Linked DNA regions of Homo sapiens: region 2 is linked to region 1. Evidence: chromatin contacts called from ENCODE Hi-C or POLR2A ChIA-PET data. All regions are on one chromosome and are shown on one strand. Each heading gives the region's core, a stretch centred on a gene start or an enhancer-like site at or near the end of the contact. The rest is flanking DNA. Distances are from core to core; before and after follow the strand shown.

Region 1 (3,897 bases), core at 822-3,321:
AGCCCACAGCTCCAAATTACATTTTTAGGCAGTTTTCACACCATCCTAAAGAAAAAGTCAGGCAGCCTAGACAAAGGTATTCCTAGCTGCCCACACAATCCTTCTTTACCTTCTTCTGCTATGTCATCAAGCCAAGCAGCACAATTATTTTTCTTTCATATCATCATGGATTTCAATTTTTGTAACTTCTTTAAAATTTCTAATAGAGCTCTTTCATGTATCCATTCATTCATTCAATGCTGTGTGCCAGTCATTGAAGAAAACTACACAAAATCTCAGTGGCCTTAGAGCTTAGAGTCAAGTGGAAGAGGCAGACAGACATTAAACTAATGATATCCAAATAATTATTTTAAATTGGCATTGTCATAAATATTATAGGAAAGAAGTACAGGGCACTGGGGGATGTAGCCCAGCTTGGTCTCAGGTCTTGGATAGAGAATGATCAGTTTGCTGGGATGGGAAATTCAGGAGGAAGACCAGGTTTGGGTGTAGAGGGGCTTTAAAACGGTAAATAAGACTCAAACACTAGCCGGGCACAGTGGCTCACACCTGTAATCCCAGCACTTTGGAAGGCCGAGGCAGGCAGATCATTTGAGGTCAGCAGTTCAAGACTAGCCTGGCCAACATAGCAAAACCCCACCTGTACTAAAAATACAAAAAATTAGCCAGTTGTGGTGGTGCACGCCTAGAATCCCAGCTACTCTGGAGGTTGAGGCAAATCAAACACCTGTGGAACTCACTATGTGCACTGGGCACCATTCTAAGCAGGTTTCAACCATCCGCTCATATAATCCTTACAGCGATCTTATGAAGGAGGGACCAGCATTATCCTTATTTTACAGATGGAGGCGCCAAAGGGGCTAACATGTTTTTCCAAGTCTCCACAATTAACAAGAGACAGAGCCAGGATATCAAATCCAGACAGACTGCCAGAATCCACCCTCTCTACCACTGTACATGATACAGGCTCTCTCTGGGGGACTTACCTAGATGTGTTCATTTGAAGATTCTGGTGACAATTGGATAAACACTTTCCTTATCATTTTAAACCGTTTGAGCTGGGATTTCTGTTATTTGCTGGCAACAGATACAAATGTGAACGGACGTCTGAAGTTGTAAAATTCAAGAGAGAAGGCTGGGCTGGGTTCAATCTAAGGAAAACCTTCACGTTTTACCTCCGGCAATGCATTCTGGGCTATCCTCTTCTCAGTAGTCTTTCATCTTGAAAAGGTTTCCTTGAACTGTAGCCTCTTCTGAAGGACAAAGACATTTAGGGCATGATTTTTTTACAAATTAAATCGAGACTGGGTTCAGTGGTTCACACTTGTGGTCCTAGCACTTTGGGAGGCTGAGATTGAAGGATCCCTTGAGGCCAGGAGTTCGAGACTAGCCTGGGCAGCATAATGAGACCCTGTCTGTACAAAAAATTAAAAATTAGGTGCGGTGGCTCACGCCTGTGATCCCTATTACTTAGGAGGCTAAGGTAGGAGGATCACTTGAGCCCAGGAGTTCACAGCTGCATTGGGCCAGGGTTGAGCCACTGCACTCCAGACTTGGCAACAGAGAGACCCTGTCTTAAATAAAATCCAAAAAAAAGCAACTGCCTACTATGGCGGTAATACCATCCATTCACAGAGTCCTGTCTTCATCTTCCCATCCATACACAGATATGTACTTTTTGTTTTTTTTTTTTTTTTTTTGGAGACAGAGCCTCATTCTGTCACCTAGGCTGGAGTGCAATGGTGTGATCTCAGCTCACTGCAACCTCTAACCTCTGCCTCCCGGGTTCAAGCAATTCTCTTGCCTCAGCCTCCTGAGTAGCTGGGATCACAGGCATGTGCCACCAAGCCCGGCTAATTTTTGTATTTTTAGTAGAGATGGGGTTTCACCATGTTGGTCAGGCTAGTCTCAAACTCCTGACCTTGTGATCTGCTCTCCTTGGCCTCCTGAAGTGCTGGGATTACAAGCGTGAGCCACCGTGCCTGGCCCAGACACGTACATGTTAAGACCCCTGAAACAACTTTATGTACAAGCTAAGTTTGACACGGTGATGGATGTGAAACCTGGCAAGTCTGAAAGGCAGGAAAAGCCAGCAGAGCGGAAACTGCTTGCAGCGTAACAGAAGCAGGAAGCTTGGTCTGCCTGTCTTGGGCATCTCACGCCTCACTTGCCTTGTTGCAAATATCGTAACTCTACCTTGTTCAAGATCCACTAAGACTGATTAAAACCGTTTAAAATGGCTCTTGTTGACAAGATTTACTATAGAACATCTTAATGACTAAACAAAATTATGGTGTAATTTTACTTGATTAAAGACAAAACTAAAACCTGTGCAATCTCCAGTGTATGTGTTAAGATAGCAACTTAAAAACATCTTTAAAGAATTTAGAGCCTGGCTCCTGCTGGAGAGAAATGAAAATGGGAATGTGGGTATTGTTCATGGGTTTCCTTCCCCTTACGGCAGCTTCCTGTGTGGTTTTTGTTTCTTTCATCCCTCCGCTGGCTCTGTGTGCTTTTTTCCAATTGTCTAGAGAGCTAGAAGGTAATGACTGTAAAAAACCAACGCTACTTGCAAGCAGGGTTGTATCTCTAGATGTTCTCTGGACTTCACTCCGTATCTGACTTCTTATATGTGTTTATCAGTCTCCTGTTCAAATTCCTTCTGTGGCTCCAGTCCCAAGCATCCCCTAATATCACAACACAACCTGTTTATAAGATAAAGCTATGAGTTTATTGCTTACTGCAGTAAAAAAAAGGACACCACCTCATGCCTCAGTAGGGATGGTAAGGTCAGATTTTTTTTTTTTTGGGGGGGACGGAGTCTCGCTGTGTTGCCCAGGCTGGAGTGCAGTGGCACAATCTCGGCTCACTGCAAGCTCCGCCTCCCGGGTTCACGCCATTCTCCTGCCTCAGTCTCCGGAGCAGCTGGGACTACAGACGCCCGCCACCATGCCTGGCTAATTTTTTGTATTTTTTAGTAGAGACGGGGTTTCACTGTGTTAGCCAGGATGGTCTCGATCTCCTGACCTTGTGATCTGCCTGCCTTGGCCTCCCAGAGTGCTGGGATTACAGGCGTGAGCCACCGCGCCCGGCCAGGGTGAGAATTTAATGAGAATCGGAAGCTCAACGGAAGACAGGGTCTTCCAAAGTGGGGGCTTGATGAAGGATCAGGTAGAGAGCTTGTCGTAACAACCCAGGATTGGTGCACACACCAAGACGTAGATTTTGAAAAAAGGGATTAAAGATGTTTAGAGTATCAATTATTGATGTATTCCATGGAGGAGCTGATCTTTTGCAGATTCTTAAAATGAACACCAATTCCTCTACCTGGCAGATGACTGATGGAAAAAGAAAGTCGTGCTAATGAAGACAGAGGAATAGCACGAAGTCATGTTCATGTGGACAGAAAAGTGCTGTTTTTTTTTTCTTTTTTTTGAGACGGAGTCTCACTTTGTTGCCCAGGCTGGAGGGCAGTGGCGCGATCTTGGCTCACTGCAAGCTCTTCCTCCTGGGTTCATGCCATTCTCCTGCCTCAGCTTCCCAAGTAGCTGGGACTACAGGTGCCCGCCACCACGCCCAGCTAATTTTTTTGTGTTTTTAGTAGAGATGGGGTTTCACCGTGTTAGCCAGGATGGTCTCGATCTCCTGACCTTGTGATCCGCCTGCCTGGGCCTCCCAAAGTGCTGGGATTACAGGCGTGAGCCACCGCGACCGGCCTAAGAAGGTGCTGTTTTTGTTCTCAGTGTCCAGGCAGAGAGTGAGGCATTAATAGATGGTTTCCATTCTTACTCTCCATGGATGAAGTTGAGGGCGTTGGACGTATTCCCAGGGTCACATGTGATCTGTCCTCTGCCTTTCCATTTCCATCGCGTCTCCATCTCAGCTTGTACTCTGTGA
Region 2 (3,897 bases), core at 754-3,253, 160 kb after region 1:
TTGTGATCATCATCAACTTAATAGGCGCAACTAACTGTCCCCAAGGGCTTTTCCATATATTAATTCTTGCAACAACTCTATGGGATTGGTATGATTATCCTCATTCCCATCTTACAGATGAGAAAACTGATACACAGGTAACTCACGTAACTTACCCAAGGTCACACACTGTGAGTGGGTATTAGAGTTGGCCCGTGAATCTTGACAGTCTGGCTCCAGAGCCTGGATTCTTAACTGCTATGCTATGTGCTTTATGTAGCATCCTATACAAGAGGCCCCTTAATATTCTGCTCTAAGCCAACTTTATTATTTTTAGAGACATGATCTCGCTTTGTCACCCAGGCTGCAATGCAGTGGTGCAAGCCTCAAACTCCTGGCCTTAAGCGATCCTCCTACATCAGCCTCCCAGGATGCTGGGATTACAGGTGTGAGCCACTGTGCCCGGCCTCTAAGCTAACTTTAAATAGCTTCAACTGTTTTCTTTCAATGTAGCCTTATTCGAAGCATAATATCCATAAGTCATGGTTGGAGCAGCTAATTTTATAAATTTGTTGATACACATAAGATCAATACCTAACTTTCATAGCATGCCCACTTATAAAGGACCCAAAAGAATCCCCCATGTCCTGGTGGCACATAAACACACTTTGCAAAATGCTGACCCTAGGAAGTAGGGGAAGGACCTACCCTCACCCATGCAAAAAGATAATTCTATTTACATTCAGCAGGATTTTCTTTCATCTGCACACCTCGAGAGCGTAAACCTGCAGGTCCTCTCAAATGCAGTCACTATGGAGTAATAAAAGAACACAGGCCTTAAAGTCAGACGGAACCAGGTTCCATCTCAGCTCTGTCGTTCACTAGCTGTAGGGCCTTGAGTAAGGTAAAGCGACTCTCAAACCTCAGCTGTATTCATTTCTGAAATGGGGTAACACCTGCTAAATGAAGGTGAAATGAGAAAATGTCCTGGAATGCGCCCAGCGTGGGGCCTTCCTGTGGCCAGTGAGGATGCTCCATCTCCCCAATACCATGATCATTATTTGAATTTTATAAAGATGGAGAAACAGAGGCATGGCCTGTCGAAGCCATTTGCTGACATCCCATGGCTGTGGTATAGAAGAGCTGGCATTTCGACCCAGGTGGCTGGACTCCAGCATCTATGCTCTGGCACTTCACACACTGTGTCCCAGGGCTAACATGGGGGCCCTGGTGACCCTGGATGAAGTGGAGAAATTAGATCAACCAGGGAAGGAAAAGTCTCAGAAAAACTCCGATTTTCACTTTCCAGCTCCCTGGAAGAGGCCTGTCCCCACACACTGAGACTTGAACAGGTTTCAGAGATTTGAAAAACTTCTCTGATGCTCCCTGAGCCAAGGCCAGGGACTTGTAGGGATGTTTCCAAATACCTGATTATTCAGGCTGAGAGTAAACATGCGGCCACCTGCTTCTGCAAGCCCTGCTGAGGCTGCCTGGGAAAATGACAATTGTGCTACCTGTCTTGCAATGTATCTAGTGACTTTACTTTTGGAGGAAAGCAAGGAGAAACAGTGAACACAACCCTCCCCTTCATTTAATAACAGAAACAATCAGGACCAATTTGGCAGCTATTAGAATACTAGTTTGCCTTTATGCCATCTCTTCACAGTGGGAGCCAGAAGTCCAAATTGGCTGCTAAAGGTTGGAGATGAAGACAGAAGGTCAACATTGCTATTAGGAGCTACGTGGAATTAAAAACCGAGGCACCCCGTGGCCTATTCTGTATTTCACTGCTTGCCTTTGTTCATCCCCATCTCTCTGTCTTTCAAGATCTCTGCCTCTGTCACCTCCTCTTTTACCAGGGCTGGTCTGGACACATGAAATACCAGAATGGGAAGGGAATTTGGAGACTTTCTCATGCAACCCCCTTGTTTTTCAAAGGGAGAAAATGAAGTCAAGAGAAGCAGAGTAGCTGCCTCAAAGTCACCAGTGCATTGGAAGAAAGCAGGCCTAGAACACAGAGAGGCTTCATCACGTGAGAATTATGAGCTTGGACTCTGTGAACACTCACTTGGGTGTGAGTCCTCCCCGCTGCCCTAGTGCTGTGAGTTTGAGCAAGTAACTTCATCTTTTTGAGTCTCAGTTCCCTTATCTATAAAAGGAGGCTAATATATTGCCAATAATCCCCACCCAGTGCCAGAAAATTAAACATACACACAGAAAAACAGAACTAATAGAGAGTCTGGGCCTGATGATATAATTTGCACAGCTTGATTTAGCCATACCTGAAGTCAGCCCTAATGTTTTAGTTACCTGATCTGGTAATGTTCTTTACCCTTAAGCTAGTTTGAGCTGGGTTTCTGTCATTTCCCACCAAAAGAGTTCTCCCTAACACATCACCAGTGAAAGAACTTGAGCAAGCCACGCCCAGCTCTGGTCACTTGGGAGGGACCATGGATGATGGGCTATAGGTAGGCTTATTCGTGCAGCAGGTGAGGCCACAGCTAACAAAGAGGGAAGTGGCCAGTGAATGGGACATTGGCTTGTTTTACTATTAAATTAATGCTGAATCACTGCCCTAACTTCCGGTAAATGAGAAAATCCCAGCTGGGGACTCACACGCAAGAGTTGGAAGTTGTGAGCTATTCTGTCAAGAGGCCTTTGGGTTTTAGGGTCTTGGAGGGAGGTGTAAGAAGCATTTCCTCAGCCTGAGACTTCTTTATGTTGTCCCAAGACATCTGGGTACCACCTGTCAATTACGGATGCACATCAATTATACAAAATGTACTCAGGCACCTAGAGGCAAAATTCAGGCCCATTCTCCATCTATTTCTTTCTCCTACCAGCAACAATTTAGTTCTATGCTTATCATAACAATGACATAATCATCACCATCACCATCATCATAAACATTTACTATGCCAAATGCTGTATATGCAGCATCTCATTTAATCTTCTCAATGAATAAATGAGTATAGGTCTATTAATATTTTCAAATATTATGAAACCAGTTCAGAGAGGTTAAGTCACTCGTCCAATGCAACACAGCTAGAACACAGTAGATCAGAATTCCAAACCAGAAGGTGTAACCTCACAGTCCCTGTTTTTAACTTGTGCTATACTCAGTTCCTAGCACAGTGCCTGACAAATAGTGCTCAGAGAATAAATCCTGACTAGGCTGAAATAGTTAATACTAGGGTGGATGTAATTCACACACAAGTTGATACATTTACAATGGGCTCCTTTCTCGAGACACAACTTTGCACAAATCACCTATTAGCTGCTACCTGGAGAAGAAGAAGGGTTTTTCCTTCTCTACCTGAGGGCGAGGAATACCAATGTCTGAGCCACTTCTGACAATTAACCACCTCCATGGAATCCTTGCCCAGCCCCACTTTGCTCCTGCAGCTATGGGGCCAGAAAAACTTGGGTTCAAATTCTAGCATTTAACCAGCTGTGTGATCTTCAGAAAAATCAGGTAAACTCCAGAAGCTTGACAAATGGGGAGAATAATTCTTACAGCTGCATTGAGTGGCTGTGAAAACAAATATGGATCCTATACAAAAAGGGCCCACTTAGTAGGAACACAATACACAGTGGCCATGATTCTTCTTACTCATCCAGCCAGGCCTCTGTACTCTTAGTGGCCTGAGCGTAGTAAACTAATCTGTGCTAATTTACAGAGCATCTTCAAGTTCGGGTGTTGCAGAAAGAGGCCTCCTTTTTAATGTAAAGAAGGTAGGCTGTGAGTAGGGGCAGGAACAATCCATAAATAGCAGAATGAAATCAAAGTTTCAATTTAGAAAAATGATACAACACAAGGATTCTAGGGTTACTTTTTTTTTTTTTTCTATTTTGAGATGGAGTCTCCCTCTGTCACCCAGGCTGGAGTGCAGTGGTACAATCTCCACTCACTGCAAC

What was found. Hi-C counts contacts between places; a loop is a spot of excess contacts on that map. ChIA-PET counts read pairs that join two places held with the same protein, here RNA polymerase II (POLR2A). Pooled maps may share reads with other maps.
Region 2: a map of K562 shows a loop between it and region 1 (2.4-fold over the local background). The contact joins two enhancer-like sites. A Hi-C loop is called at or near these places in 1 of 168 maps with a recorded cell type or tissue (K562) and 1 of 50 pooled maps. POLR2A ChIA-PET finds 5 or more read pairs at or near these places in 3 of 52 experiments (T-cell, WTC11 and naive thymus-derived CD4-positive, alpha-beta T cell).

Annotation. Positions count from the first base shown.
Region 1 is chr16:16,991,065-16,994,961 of GRCh38, forward strand. No RefSeq gene overlaps it. Among named protein-coding and RNA genes, the nearest start is that of XYLT1, 480 kb to the right of the region's middle. Within about 2 kb of position 2,072, at least 3 of the 41 ENCODE cell types and tissues checked have a DNase peak (open chromatin) inside an H3K27ac peak, as active enhancers do.
Region 2 is chr16:17,153,133-17,157,029 of GRCh38, forward strand. The region is part of intron 6 of XYLT1 (xylosyltransferase 1); the gene reads right to left. Among named protein-coding and RNA genes, the nearest start is that of XYLT1, 320 kb to the right of the region's middle. Within about 2 kb of position 2,004, at least 2 of the 41 ENCODE cell types and tissues checked have a DNase peak (open chromatin) inside an H3K27ac peak, as active enhancers do.